Linked DNA regions of Mus musculus: region 2 is linked to region 1. The links are chromatin loops, found by intact Hi-C in ENCODE. Cell type or tissue: heart. All regions are shown on one strand.

Evidence for each region. A loop is a pair of places that touch in the nucleus more often than their neighbours do. Peaks named below come from ENCODE experiments on the same cell type or tissue, not always from the same donor. Only the 100,000 strongest peaks of a DNase experiment are listed, where the experiment ranks them.
Region 2: a loop joins it to region 1, with 10 times the contacts of the local background. A loop is called at or near these places in 9 of 42 quality-filtered maps.

Annotation. Positions count from the first base shown.
Region 1 is chr8:99,599,903-99,607,902 of GRCm38, reverse strand. The region is part of intron 1 of A330008L17Rik (RIKEN cDNA A330008L17 gene); the gene reads right to left. Among named protein-coding and RNA genes, the nearest start is that of A330008L17Rik, 190 kb to the right of the region's middle. In heart, a CTCF peak has its summit at 3,343; no DNase peak of the experiment used is centred here.
Region 2 is chr8:100,769,790-100,777,789 of GRCm38, reverse strand. No RefSeq gene overlaps it. Among named protein-coding and RNA genes, the nearest start is that of Gm39232, 47 kb to the right of the region's middle. In heart, a CTCF peak has its summit at 4,866 (motif pointing right); no DNase peak of the experiment used is centred here; H3K27ac peaks cover 190 bases.

The sequences.
Region 1 (8,000 bases):
CAGGCAGCCTATTTTCAAAGCCCACTTTGCATAAATGCCAACCTGTGACCTTAAACTTAGGCACATTCTCCTATTTAATGATGATTATTAATGTGAGGCAAGGAACAAGTCAGTGATTAATGAGAGTCCAGTAGAATTACATTATGACTTAAAAGATAAAGGAATTGATAACATCAAGTACAAATACATGAAATTCAAAGAAGGAATGTCCACATTAAGTTAAGGAATTTATACAAAGGACAAATACTTGTGTTAACTATCACTCTATAAAACCAGGTCTCAGAGTCTATCAGTGTTTGCTGGGCTTTTCCTTTGGCTCTTTTTTTTTTTTCTCTCTTTGTTTTGTGCTCCTCTGGTCCAATTGTTTTTATTTCATCCTAATTTCAATTTATTCCCATTGTTTATTTTTTAAATCATGTTTATATTCTAGTGAGAGAAAGGATTTGGGTGGACGGGGAAGTAGGAGGATATAGGAGGCATTGAGGAAGGAAAAACCTTAGAATGTATTGAATAAAAAATGTATTATAAATACAAATTAATAATAATAAAAATAAAATAGTCAGGGCACTATTACTACCATGATACTTCATAGCACCAGCTTTAGGTGGCACCATCTCTCTTTAAAGGTAATAAACTTTCAGTTTCTTTACATCATGGATATCACTGGCTTGATGTTGAATCTGGTGTCCATCAATGAACAAAGCTTAGAATGTTTTGATTTTGTTCCTTCAATTTTACTTAAGAAATGTATTCACATTATTTCTCAGAATGGAGGTTTGTTGTCTACTTCCCCCTTCAGAGTAATTGAATATTTAAATGCTTCTCAGTTTGTACAGTCATTTTAGTGCTGATAAGCACACTCCATGTGCAGTTCGGCCTTTTGTGATTGGTACATGATTCCATGGCACAAATTACATAGGTTTCTGTTTAGAATACTCAAAATAGAAGAATAATTGAATCATAAAGTTCAAGTTCAACCGGGTTTCTTCTATCCTCTGTTTATTTCAGCTTTATGATTTATCTCTCTATGTGCAAATAATTTTATCATAGTTATTTCTGAAGAATTATGTCCTTTGTAACAGTGTTTTATTCTCATGAAGCAATTGTCCTCTCTGAGGCTTACTTTCTTTGACTGCTTACCTAGGCTTAGGCCATGAAGTTTCTTGCCGTTGTACTATGCCTAGAATGTCTTCGGCCTCTGAGGCTTACTGCCGACTAAGCTCATCTCTTCCTAGTTCTTTCTGATTTCTTCCTGGCTGGTACAACTCTGCTGTTATGGCTCTAAGTTCCTTTCTAGGCTTATTGATTCAGTCTGGATTCTCTCTCAGCCTCCCATGGATTGTTCTGCTTGGCCTCTTGGCAATGTGTTTTAATTTTCTAGCTCCTTCTCACTCTCTGGCTTGTTCTTTTTATTACCTGTGTCTAGATTGTTCTCTCTTCAACTCACCTCTGTAAGATTCTCCCAGTAAAAGTGCCTCCTTGCTTCCTTCTGCACCGCCCCCCTTCTCTCTCTGCACTGCTCTGTTAAGTAGCTTCCTTTCCTCGCTTTTCTCAGGAGAGTTGGGCAAATCCGACTCTTTCAAATCTTTCTCTGATTCATCACTTTTCCTGCCACTTAAAAAACATGGTCTTCCTTTTGCAAACTAACTTTAGTTTTAGTTTTTGGGTTTAAAGATGTGTGCTAAGGGCTAATCCATACCACAAGTAGAAGCAGTTTTGTTTTGTTTTGTTTTTCCAGTAAATAACAATCTCGGGATTCACAGTGTGATAAAAAAAAATCCTGCAACCGTCATTGATTTTAATGAGAACTGTTTGCAAAAGTTTTGGTTAGTTGGACTGTCTTTTTGAAAAAAATTACCTATTGAAATATTTGACCATTAGAAAATAATGAGTTACATCTGTAACTGAAATAGGTATTTTTCCTTTCAGTAGAGGCAACTAGGTTTGTGTGTTTGTGTGTGTGTGTGTGTGTGTGTGTGTATGTGTGCGCGCGCGCGCGCTTTAAATTTGTTATCTCTGTATACTCTTCCCATATGGACTTCTAATGATTCCTAATAAGTCTCCCTCTCTCTCTCTCTCTCTCTCTCTCTCCTCTCTCCCCCCATACCTTGTATGAGTGCTGACCCATGTATTCTTAAATTTTGATGCTCTCATTTACTTTTCTATCTTTTTACTTTTTCTGAAATTGTGTTGATTTAAATTCTGTGATTTTCCCACCTACTTCAAGCCCCATCTTTATTTGACTACCCTATGTGCTTTGACTGTTTGTTGTTGTGGTGGTGGAGGTATAATGAAGGTAGTGCTTAAATTGAACACTTGGTCATTTTATTCCTGGATTTTTAATCTTATTCCTTATTATTTTCAGATTCTAGTCTCTTGCTAAACTTATCTCCACTTCACCCTTTTCCTCTCTTGAGTATTCCAATTAATTTCAAGTTCATTTGACAAATTCATTATCTAGATTGTATGTGTGCCCATTGCCCATCTTTTCCCCCTTTCTCATCTTGGTCTTATTTTCGCTAAGCCTCGTAAGTTTTGATGGAGTGCCAGACATAACGTTTAAAATATTGCACGGGCTTTGAATGATGTTGTCTTTCTCAAAGAGGATTCGATTATCCTCTGACTATCCTCTGGCAAGCAGGGGCAAATCAATACAGTCTAATGAGGGTCTGAGCTGACTGGAGGCAGCATTTCAGACTTGAAACGAAAACATGTCTGTTAATGGCTGCTCTGCTCCTTCTCTTGGAGTTTTTGTCTGGGTTCCTCTTCATTGACAGACACTAAACTCCAATGATTGTCTTTCCAGTACACTATGACCACTACAAGCTATGCAGTCGCTTCAGGGACTTGCAGCTTAGTTTCTTGACTAGCACAGTCTCCAGGTGAAACCGGGCCAGTATCATTACCATAAATGCAAATGGAAGTGTTCTCATCTTTATTCTGTGACTTCCATCTCTCCCGGAATTTTCTCTCTCAAATTCTAGGTGTGTGCAATGTCCAAAGACACTTTTGTAGTCATTACAGTTAAATGTGATCTATATTTACGAGCTAAAACTATTGATGTGCACCAGGTTTCCTGGCAACCAACTGAAGATGCTTATGGTGCAGTGTTAATTACAGATGTTTTGTGATTCTGTATTTTAATTTTTTCAGATAAATGAGTATCTACTTGTTCCATTGCATACTTTTTTGAGATTTTCTCATAGAAAAGTAAACTTCATACAAGTGTGTCTGTCTACATATGAGGTTCTGGTTCTGGTCAGTGTTTTGCAGAACCGTCTATCCTGTCTTTTTTTTAAAGACTGAATTGGGGACTTTTGAATATAATTGTTAACTTTAGTTAAGCTCTAAAACACTGCCACTGTGTGGTAGCTCTTTGACATAGCAACACCTGTATTTCTAGAAACAAGGTTGTCCTCAGCCAGTTGATGAAGAGTTTCCTTCCACTTCTGTTCACCCAGCTTAAATGTCTGTTTACTCTTAGAATCCAGCTTCTCTACATTCATTCCAGCACCTGCATCCCTATACTGTTCTTCAGCATCTGCAGTATGCCATTGCATTTCCTCATGAACCCGAAGGAAAGTGATAACATCCTCACGACATAGGAGCTCACATGGCAGGGCTGTATGCTGTAGTTAGAGTGTGTCTTTGCCATTATCTACAATCATCTACAATCTACAATTGTATTGCATTGGTTTCATCTTCTATAGAAATTTTCAAAACTGCTTATGCACTTTGTGTAAATTTGTTGAGCGATACAAATTTCACACAAATAGCTTAATAGACATAATATTTTAGTAGGGTTAATAAGACATATTCAAATGGGCCATTAAATAATTATGCTGAGCATTTGAATACATAAGGCCTTCTATTCAGACTATTTGTTGTGACATCCAAAATTTCAATCTTCCTTCTTTAGCCCACTCCATAAGCCCCATCATTTCTCTCTCTCTCTCTCTCTCTCTCTCTCTTTTTTATAGCATGTAGCAAATTTGAAAACGAAATAACCGACAATGTCTTTTGTCTCTTATTTTTTAAAAAAATTGTAGATATTTTAATGAACAATCCTTCCTAGATTTATTTAAGACAGGGTCTCTTGTGTAGGCTGGGCTGGCCTCATACTGAGTGTGTACTTAAGAATGGCTTTCTGCCTGAGCCCTCTGTCTAGATCTTTGTGTTAAGAGTAGAGGCACATGTCTCCACCTCCAGCTCCAAAGAACTTTCTTTGTGCTATCGTTTTACAGGCACCTGGGACAAAAAAAAAATTACATTGGATTCACTAAAACAGTAATTTAACATTGTTGTTGGCACATAGCTCTTATGGCTTTCTCATCTTGCAAGAGAGCAGGTGAAATTGTTAAAAAGCCAGACAGTTAAGGAAAAGAATTTTGAAGTGCAGAAGTCTGCTGCCCATAGTAAAATACCCTGCCAACATCAGAGAAGTTGCAGATCCTGCCTATGTGCCAAGTGTTCTAGAAGGGCAGATCCAAGAGGTTAGATACATTAGATAGTAATTCTGGGATTTCAAATAAACAGAGTAGGTTTTTGGTTCAGTCATAACACAGAGTTACCAAACTACTTCCAGAGCCTTGGAATGTGAGCTGTTACGTGCAGAAAAAAGCCTGCCACCACAAATAGGAAGATCAAGAGTGTCCATTATTTCCCTGGACCATTCTTAAGTACTTATTTGCACTAAAGAGATAACAGGGTAGTAATATGCTATGTGGGATGGGATATACTTTATCATCCAACTCACTCTTTTATAAAACACTCCAGGGTGTGTCATCACCTCTTCCAGAAAAATTAACATCAATGTATACCTGTGTCTTGAATTGTTTTCGTGATATTTCCTTCTAGTGGATTCAAATTGTAAGGTTTTACATTAAGGTCTTTCATCAAAGTGTTTTAGATGATTGCGTGAAATGTCCAATGAAACCCACTTAATATAGACAAATAAAAATTTGTAAAACTCTAGAACTTTAGAAAACTTTAGAGCACCTCACTGGTGCTTAACTACAAGGAGAGAGAAGCTACAGAAATAGAGGCAATGGGAAGTTGGGGAGTTCTAAGTTAGCAGAGATGAAGAGAGCAAATTTCAGAGAGAGAGAGAGAGAGAGAGAGAGAGAGAGAGAGAGAGAGAGAGAGAGAGAGAATAGTTTTACCAAAAACTGAAACTGTTACACAGATACTGCATTCTGTGTTATTTGTAGTTTTTTCCTTCCTCCCTAACAAATGATATTCAACATCACAGTTGATGACCTATTTTTTTCTCAAGAACCTAATTAAGTAACAAATACATTTTAGCAAAATGAAGAACACAGACCATCATGGTATGACTCTCAGTGTTTCCGGTGGAAGCTTTTGTTCATAAATCTTAACTGTGACTTTTGGGGAAGTAGGATACTGATAAGTAGGTATCAAAATTTTAGAAACTGCTCCAAAGGGAGAGTTAAAATTACTGAATTTTGTGCTATGAAATACTGGTGAAGCATATTCTTTAAAAAGGTGGATTTGATGATATGTAAATTATGTCTCAAAAAAGAAAAGATGTTACTGCCAAAACTAAAAAGTAGATGATTAGTTCCCCAGAAGGAGGAAAAAAAACAAAAACAAAAAAAAACCACTGAACTCTAGGTAATGAAACAAACTGAGTCCTGATTTTGTAAGGCCCTTTCCTTCTTACTCTTAATCCTCTTCTCATATATAAATACAATGTATTGATTAGATCAACTCTAGAGTCCATTCCAGTTGCAATGTTTTTTGTGGTCTCAGCTCATTTTTTACTTCTATAAAGGTATATCCAAATGTGTAAATTCATATGAAAGTCAGTCCTAAATTTCATAGGTATCAGATAAGACAACATATATTTGATGTTTTAGCTTCTAAAAACTCCCCTCCTCCCCCAGAAAATCTTTGTCCATCACAAAAACAAAAGCCCATATAGGGTTTAGAAAGGCATGGGCTTATTCACCTGAATAAGGTGATGACATCTTAAGGACTGCTTATAATCTCAATTCCTAAAATAATAAGCTTGGTGTAATTTGAGTGAGAGAATTTCTGTCATAATGATACAATGTAATTGTTAGTAGATTCATAAGCCTTTATTGAAGACTGCTAGACAGTAAAATTGCTTGAAGATCCAGCCAACCAGAAGCGCATGGTGGGTCAAACAGGTTCGCAGGTCATTGTAGTGGTTACTTTTCAACTGCCCTAATTTTCATCTAAGGCCACTCCAAAATACTGTCCCTGGAGTTTGAATGATTTTGTATGGTTTGACATGAAGAAAGAGTTTAAGAAGCAGGGTCACTATCTACTGGACAAATGCTTGCTGTCTAGTTGTTAACCCTTGTTATATCTACAGGTGAATTTCTGTAGCCTTCTTTGACACTGAGAGTCACCTTGATAGATAGCTGTAGCTATCTATCAGAAATTTCTATCAGAAATTTCTTCTACAATATAGCTATGGAGCACATGGTCTTTATGTCAGTGTGGTTCTTTGATTAATCTTCAGTGGAAAAAAAACAATTAAAAAAAAAACAAAATAAAGCAATTACAAAAATTCTTTTCCAAACAGGAAAGGAGAATATGAATATTTTCCTGATCAAATCATTAGATACATATACATTACATAAGGTCAAAAATTCATTCACATGCTATATGAGAAAGGAAAAATATCACCAATTTACTTCCTTAACTGCCTCCTTACAAATGTAAATTTTACTCTCTAGCTAAGGCCTCTCTTCCTCCTTTGAGGATAGAGCAGATACTGAGAAGTGAACTGACTTTACAGAAAGTTCGATCCCCTCTTCTTAATTTTAAACCTCAAACTATCACATGGGAAGGATATAATAAACAAAAATTTTACATTTACTTCATACTGTGTGCATGTGTATGTTTGAGAGAGAGAGGAGACAGAGACAGAGAGAGACAGAGACAGAGAGAGAGGGAGTGGGAGAGAGAAAGAGAGAATGCTTTGTCTGTATAATTAAGATTCACATTTACTTTCCTGAAACTTCCAAAAATTTGAGACATGGAGTAAAGAAGTTCTGATTTTACTAACACTATAAATACATGTTTAAATTTTCCAAAAATAGGATGCAAAAATTTTGCTTAAAAAAAAAAAAAAATCAAAACTGGCATTTCCAATTTTAAACTCGTTGTTTTAAATACCATGTATGTACATGTGTTTCTTGACATGAGAAGACCTCTTGCTTCTTTGATCTGCTGGTCTTGTGAAGATTATATGCCCAGTACAGGGGAATACCAGAGCCAGGAAGTGGGAGTGGATGAGTTGGGAAGCAGGGCAGGTTAGGGTGTAGGGGACAGCATTTGAAATGTAAATGAAAAAATATCTAATAAATAAAAAAAAGAAGTCTGCAAACTTCGAGAGCTACACCAATCTGAAGTTGTGTACAATGTGGGCCATATGATCAGTGCTTTAGGTTTTGTTTTGATGGTTTTTTAATGGTAATTTACTATTAGCCTTGACTGAAACTTGCATCACTCTGTCCACATGACTAAAGGCATATTTCTTCCTTTCATTCCTAGGCAAATCACATGTAATTATCAGAGACACCAAGTAACAAAATGCATCATGCCACATTTTCAATTTGAGATTTCGAACACACATTTTTATCACAGCTTTGCTTATTATTTTATTCACACAGAGACAACAGCAAAAGAGCCTGACTTATATGTTAACATTTTGAGTGCATATACGAAGATTGATAAGAAGAGAAGTAACCTACTGAACATTAAATTAAACTGATTGCAGAAGACAAGTGTTACAGCTTTGTGAACCTCACTCAGGATACCTTTAAAGCCTTTTAAGAAGTGTAGTTTTGCAGTTTTATATTGACAAGTCTAAGGCCTCTTTAAGAGTTTCTGTTTATTTTTGCTAATTTTCATATGTATTTGCGTATCATTTGCTTGTCAAGGTAGTGTATCAGTTTACTTTCCGTAATGCCCTGCCATTTTTAAAAATTGCATTGCTATAGTCA
Region 2 (8,000 bases), 1.2 Mb before region 1:
CTCAGCCTAAAGTGATTCTCCTATCAAGAATTCTGTTTAGTTTAATTCCCCTTTCCTCTCCATTCATTTGTTCATTTATTAACTTCACAGCCTGCTTGTAGCACCCTTCCTTCCTCCCTTTCTTGACCCACTCTTACACCCCGCCACACTCATATTTACCCATATACCCTGATACATTAAGTCACAACAGGACTAACTACATCCTTTCCCACTGATGACAGGCAAGTCAGCCGAGCTAGTAGAACGTGATTCAAAAGCCCACAACAGAGACAGAGATAATCCCTACTCCAATGATTTTTCCATTATTTTTTAATTGATTATTTGATTTATTTACTTTTCAAGTGTCAGCCCCCTTCCCAGTTCCTCCTCTGCAGACCCCCTATCCCATCCCACCTCCCTCTTGCTTCTATGGGATGCTCCCCTACCCACACACCCACTCCCCCTTACTGCCCTAACATTCTGCTATGCTGGGTCATCAAGCTTTCACAGTACAAAGGGCCTTCTCTCCCACTGATACCTTATAAGTCAATCCTCTACTACATACCCAGCTGGAGACATCGGTTCTCCCATGTGTACTGTTTGGTTGGTGGTTTAGTGCCTGGTAACTTTGGGGGATTCTGGTTGGTTGAGACTGTTTTTCTTCGTATGGGGATGCAAACAGCATCAGCTTCTTCAGTCCTTCCCCTAACTCCCTCATTGGGGTCCCCATGCTCTGTCTGATGGTTGGCTGCAAGGTATCTGTATTTTTCAGACCCTGGCAGAGCCTCTCAGGAAACAGCTCCTGTCAGCAAGCACTTCTTGGAATCAGCAATAGTGACTGGGTTTGATGTCTGCATATGGGATGAATCCCCAGGTGTGATAGTCTCTGGATGGCCTTTCCTTCAGTCTCTGCTCCAATTTTTGTCCCTGTATTTCCTTTAAACAGGAGCAATTCTAGGTTAATATTTTTGAGATGGATGTGTGGCCCCATCCCTCAACTTCTGGCCTGCCTAGCCTCTGGATATGGTTTCTATATGTTCTTTCACCCCTTTGTTGGGAATTTTAGCTAATGTCATCCTAGTTGGGTCCTGGGAGTCTCTTGCTTTCCTGGCATGCAGGAAAGTCCACTTCAATAATTAAAGGACCCACATATAGAACTAGCAACAAATCTGCTACATATATGGAAGGCACCAAGGTCCAGCTGATGCATATTCATTGGTTGTGATTGAGTATCTCAGCCCCTGTGGGCTCAGGTTAGTTGGCTTGTAGGGTTTTTTTTTTTTTTTTTTTTTTTTTTTTGTGGTGCCCTTTACCACTTCACCTCCCTCATTTCTTCACCAGACTCTTCCACATATTTCCGTCATCTACTGGATGAAGCCTCTCTAGGGATAATTATGTTAGGATCCTGTCTGCAAGCATATCATAATTATCGGCAAGTGTTTGTTCTCCTCTATGGTGTGGGCCTCATGTTGGGTCAGTCATTGTTTGGCCATTCCTTCAAGTTCAGCTCCATGCTTATTCCTCCATTTCTTGTAGGTAGGACAAATATTGGGTCAAAGGTTTTGTGGGTGAGTTTGTGTCTCCCTCCCTCCACTGGAAGTCCCCATCTACTTCAGATGACAAATTTATTTCTCCTTATGAATGAGATTCAAGTATTCTCCCATCAACTTTCCTTGTTTTGTAATGTCTTTGGATCTGTGGATTGTAGCATGGTTACTTTAAGGATTATATCCACTTTTAAGTGAGTTCAAACACCTATATCTTCACTCTCTATGCATCTCTTGCCTTGATTGCATTATTCTTTTCCAGTGTTTGACTTGATCTTCCTTTAGTCTGTTAATAAGGGATTTTCTATGCTATTATAATACTAGATTCCTTATAAAGTAATATGAGGAAAGCATGGACATATTTATTGTTTACTGTACATTCTCAAATTGATGATTTATATCAAATTGATGATATGCATATAAAACAGTACCTATGGAGAGATAAGACGTGTGGAGTGTGGTGTGTGTGTGTGTGTGTGTGTGTGTGTGTGTGTGTGTGTGTGTGTATGAGCAAGAGAGAGATATAGAGAGAGTCATAAAATTAAGGAGAATATAAAGATTGAGAAGTAGAATTGAACAGCAAGCAACGTTTGCAGTGATGACTCCAATTACCATTTGTATCAAAATCATAGCCAGGTAAAATCTAAATAAAACAATAAACAAGATGCTTTCAAATCTAAAACTTTTGGTTTTCAAAGAAAGAAAGTACCAGCAAGGTGTTTCTTTTCAAATTTATGTCAGAAGACATTTTCCAACCTTGTGCTTGGATTCACTTGCTCCTATTCTTGGTTGAGGGAAAGAGAGCCCAGCCTTAGATAGAACAGCTTGCTGGGATGTTTTAGAGAGTCACATTTTAAATAGAAGTGATTGAAACATTGCCCTTCTCACAGGATGTGTAGAAAAAAAAATACTAATATGGTTGCCTGCAAGTGAATTTGATAAAAAAAAACAACAACAAAAAACAAACAAACAAACAAAAAAAAACACTTGGCTTCTATATAGGCTCAAATCATGTCAATAAAGCAAACATGGATTTTCTCCATTATTACATTAATTTTCACATTTAAAATAAATGAGACAAATTTACAAATGATACAGTGTTCACTACACGAAACTTTTATAATTATTTTGGAAAGTGACTAAATTTTCAACCACATACTCTCAATTAAATATCTCCTTAAATTTTCTCATTTTCATTTTTAAATCTGTTGTCGAAACTCATTTACTTTAGAAAAATTAATTGCTGATAAAATTTTGTCACATCATCTTTCTAACAAGTTTGACTATGTAAATAAAGTATTTAGAGGCTGGACAAAAAGCTCAGTGGGAGAGTCTCTGGCTTGTGTTTAGAAGAAAGACGCTTGATACAAGTCCTAGTGATGCAAAACAATACAGAAACTTCTACTCAAATATTAATGACTACTACTCCTCGGGTGAACAAAGATAAGTAGACTGGTGCATTTATGACCACAGCTAGCAATTAGCTACTCATATTATAACAAGGAAGCATAGAGTTTACTGTAGCCTTGGCTCTTTAGGCATGTAGTTTCTTATGTTGATAAAATGTTAGGATCATAAACTCTTTGGATTTCAAGACTTAGATTAAAATTGATATCTTACTTTCTTGTGTCTTCTGCTACTATAATGGCAGAATTCACAGGGCTCTGCAAAATTCCCGATAATGGACATAGACCACAACTTGAAGTTAAGAAATGCATGCCACACGAAAGGTAATATCTTAGTTGACCTACCCTCCATTCATCAGGAGAAAAAGACAAGCCCCCAAAGAGCTTTAAGTACCACAGATGTGTTAGAATTGGGTAATCTCATGGACCTGAGGTTAAAATAAGATTTTTTTTGAACAGTACATGAAACTAAATCACGAATGATAGATGTGCATTTTGGCTGATCTTCGGTCAGGGTCCTTGACAGCTTTTATACAAAGGATACCATTATATAAGAACATAATCATGACCCCAGGAGAGATTTATAAGCAAATTAGAAGTATTTATAAGGTAAAAATGTTAGGGTAATTCATGACTTCACAAGCTTAAAATATGGTACAGAAATTTTCTATAAGAATTAAAGGGAGAATAAAGGATCTAATGAATAATTTTATTGGCAATGATAATTTACACAAATTTCCTTCAGAAATCCTAATCCCTTTCTTTGTCTGCCTGTATGTCTGTCTGTCTTTCACATATAAATAACCGAGCAAATATTAAGACAGAAATTATAGAAATGAGAAATAACAGAAGCTAAATTGTTTTCAGTGCATGAAGAATAGTATTTTCAGCTCAAATTTTCTTGGTATGGAAAGAGCACTGAAATACACTGAATTTTATGATTTTCATCTTTCTTGGACCAAGAAGGCCATGCAGATGTGAAGACGTTAATATGATGGATTCCAAGTTAGTTAAAAAGGCACACTTTCAATAGCCATTCCTCCATCATCAATGCATATGATGTAAATAGTAAAAGATTGGAATGAAGTGTGGAAGTTAGCAAATTTGGAATTTGTGTATTAACAGAATTATATGTAAATATATTTTAGTTAAAATTTATATCTTCAATAAAGTTATGGCAATTAGACCTAATTCATGTGAATTTAAAATATTAGTATTTTTAAACATCAGGACTTCTGTTTAAAAGCTAGTTAGTGGTACACTTCTGTCATGAAAACCAGATAAATATGTTAAAATATAATGCATTGTCCTCGGCCAATACAATATAGCTATGCTTGTAATAAGAGAAATCCGAGTAACTTCTCTATACCACAATTTGTTCTGTGTTTTAACACTGTACGGTTCCTTGACGCTCTAACCTTATTTGAATCCGTGATTTCATTTAACACACACTAGTGGTTCTCTGTGGAAAAGTGTTTTGAAATATAGCAACTGCTTTGAAATGTTTCTGCTCTTACCACCTAGGAAATTTCCCAAAGTATAATATAGGAGAAAAGTTATACATGTGGTTACTTATGGATATGCGGGCTAGGGGATATAGAGAAATAGTAATATAGTTTTGGCTCTGTTCCCCAGAACCTGACACGAAGTCTGAGACATGGCAGGATTCCCTTACAACGTGCAGAATGCATTAAACTTACTTGAAAGTCAGCAACTCTGCTCTCCGTGGGGAAGTTAGGAGGGAAGCTTTCGCTTCTGGAGCCTTGGATTCTGCGTGTAATGAACTCTGTGGTGGTAGGTTAATGGGAGTGGGATGCAGTTCCTCCAGAGGCGTTCTGTAAGGAGTTTTATACTGAAATGCACAGCCCTGTTTTTACCACTGCTAGTTAAATAGGTGAGCTTCCTTTTGTTCCCTCTGTGTGTAGGATCGCCAGCTGCCTCTAGATGGTGCTACAGGCTCACTTCAAAACAGCAACAAACTCTAACTGCAAAATAGCTGAGGGTTTCTGACCTCTGAGCCATGGTCACCATACCTACACTTTAGTCTCTTGCCAAGTCACACGAAGGTGCTTTTAAAAATGAATCCATTTGGTGAACTTTGGTCACACTTTTCAACTTCTTTCCTCTCATTATCATTGTTTTCAAATTTAAAAAAAAATCTGTTTCAAGATATGGTTAATAGCATTTCTAAGTATGTTTGTTCACTTTTAATTTATAATCTACACTGGAAAGTTGGAAATGACAACGGCATGTTAGATAATTAAAGATGTTTCTTCCTCGACCATTCTATGTTGGTTTCAATATGCCTTTTTTGTGCAGAACTCAAAATTTGCATGTCTGTGGTGTTTGATCTTCATGAGTCAATTTTAGCTTAATGCTGGGGATACAGCATTGTTGAAATAGGAGTACAATGATTCCACAAAAGTGAAAGCTATATGTTATATACACTGCTGTGCTGCCTTCTCATTCCCTGGGAAGACAAGTCATGTTTTTTGCTTGTTTTCTTTTTCATGGTCATCTTTGATAGTTATCAACATATGGAATTAAAATCATCCTAAAATAGCTATAAGAGAAAAGCAACCACGTTTATATATGTCAGCCTATACATTGACCTAGTAATATTTCTTAGATGTAGTTAGACTCTATTCTCTATAGGGCTCTGTGTGAGCCATTGGTTTTCATTCCAGCCCTCTAAGACAGTTACATGAACTTTTAAAAAGGCCATCACAGAGCTGGCCAGTCTTTTTGGGGGAAACTACCATTGAAAGGTCTTTAGCCACTTGTTTTAGAACTCCATTCAGTTCCATTATTGTAGAAAAGAATATCTATGTAAAGTACTGATTCAAACAATCAGTGTGCCTGCAATATGTAAATGTTGATCAGGTACAGAAGTACAGAAAAATATGAAAGAGTATTGAGTGTAATTAATGCTACCTTGGGAGATAAAGGAAAAAATTAAGCTAATTTCAGCAAACTAGAAGAAATAACCTATTTTTTTGTTTGCTTGTTTGCTTGTTTGTTTGTTTGTTTTTTGTCTTCTAAGAATGAATATGAACTGCCAGAGTGACTGGAGTGATCAAGACATACTTATTTTTGTAAAGAATATGAACATAGGTGGGCATTGAGGGATAGACCTATAATCCCAGCATTCAGGAAATGAAGACGGGAGGGTCAGAAGCTCCAAGTCATCTTCAATTCCATAGTGAGTCAGAGACCAGTCTGGGTACCTGAGATACAACTGCATGAAAGAAAATTAAGCCAAAGTTCATGAAAAAAAATAAAACATTAGTATATTCATATTAGTTATCTCAGTTGATTCAGTTCTTATTTAACTCTCCATCAATTTCTATACCTCCTTTTGTGTCTGACCACTTCCTCTTTTACACATCTGCAAACCTAGACTCCAACTAAGAGGTTTACTCAAGGGCACAGAACAAATTGCTGAGGTAATTTCAAGGCTCCTGTCTGCTGCCTATGTGTTCCTCAGTGTTTCTTATTGCATTTGGATAAAGATCAGAGAAGGAAGTAGTGTGAGGCTGGAGATGTAGATTGGTCGCAAAGGCCATACCTGGACCATTCCATAAAAGATATTATGTTTTAATCTCTTAACATGAAAAGCAGTGCATTGCTCTAAATCAGAGGGCAGCCAAACTTAGCTTGAAGGAGTAACAAGAAGTCACAGGATTCAGTTCCGAATAGCAAAGCTTCCATTTCCACTTTACTAGGTAATCAGGCTAAAGAAGCCTGGTGGATAGGTGACTGCTGACACAAACGCAGAGTTAGAGAACCAAACACACATTCCAGCCTCAAGAAACCAAAAATATCAGGAGTCTCAAACACATGGGGCCCTGGATATAAAATGCTGAAGACTCTTCGAACTATCACTTTAAATTGCTTACATAATCTTGGAAAAATCATCTTCACTTTTTACAGCAGAGTTGTCTCAGTTTTTAAGTGCAGGTAGGCAGAAGGTGAACACATGGTCTTCCTTAGCTGTCTTTCTACCATTTTCTGGGGGCTTTATGTTGTTATTGTTGTTGTTGTTTATTTTATTTTATTTTGTTTCATTTCATTTCATTTCATTTCATTTCATTTTATTTTATTTTATTTTATTTTATTTTATTTTATTTTATTTTTAAAGGTGTGTGGACTCAGTTCTGCTGGCCAAGACTCAGCTTTGGGGTGCTGACAGGTTACCAACTTAAAGATTCTATGTAGAAGTTTGGAACATTTTTGAGGCTTCCAGAAGCCAGTCTAAAGTCTCCTTTAACATGATTTAAACGTCTTATTTGCACCCTTGTGTGCAGCACATAACACTTTGCTTACCATGCACATGCTGTGTGTGAGTACAGTCACTGTAACTCCATTCAAAATCTATGATGAGCACCAAAACCAAAGATTGCCTTTTGTAGTCACTGGGATTCATTAAGCTAAAATGCATGTGTGCTTGCTCATGAGAAAGAAAATTCAAGGCGGTAGATAGGGAGCCACAAACAAATAATAAGTCTAACGTGAATTAAGCAGCCAATTAAATCTAATGTGCAGTGTGAAGTAGTCTTTTACCTTAATAGACAATGCTGGAAAGACTCTGAGGATAGGAGGAGACTGGATTCTTGAGATCAGATTTGGGCACATGTATGGGTAGGTTACAATGCAATTGTTCTCTGTGGTTAATTGGGCTATATTTCTCAGAGTTATTAACTGTGAGCATTAAGAGAAGATATGTCCCCTTCATATTACTAGGTCCAAAATTCCTAGCTAGAGCACAACACACAAGTCACATGAATTGCTGCAAAAATACATTCCATTACTATCTTGCTCTGTCTTTCCCTGACTTTCGTGCTAAAGAATGAAATGCAGAGAGTGTTTACCAGTGGATTTAACTGCTTTTGCATGCTAAAGGACATAAATAAGAGAGAGCCCAGCCTGAGCATCCTTGGACTGATGGGGCACCACCGCAATCAGTCCCCTCACATCTAGCCACTCCATCTACGTCGTGCCCTGTGGTTTTCAGTAACATCACTGATTATTCATTCAGAGACCTGCTCATCCCATCACCACCATACAC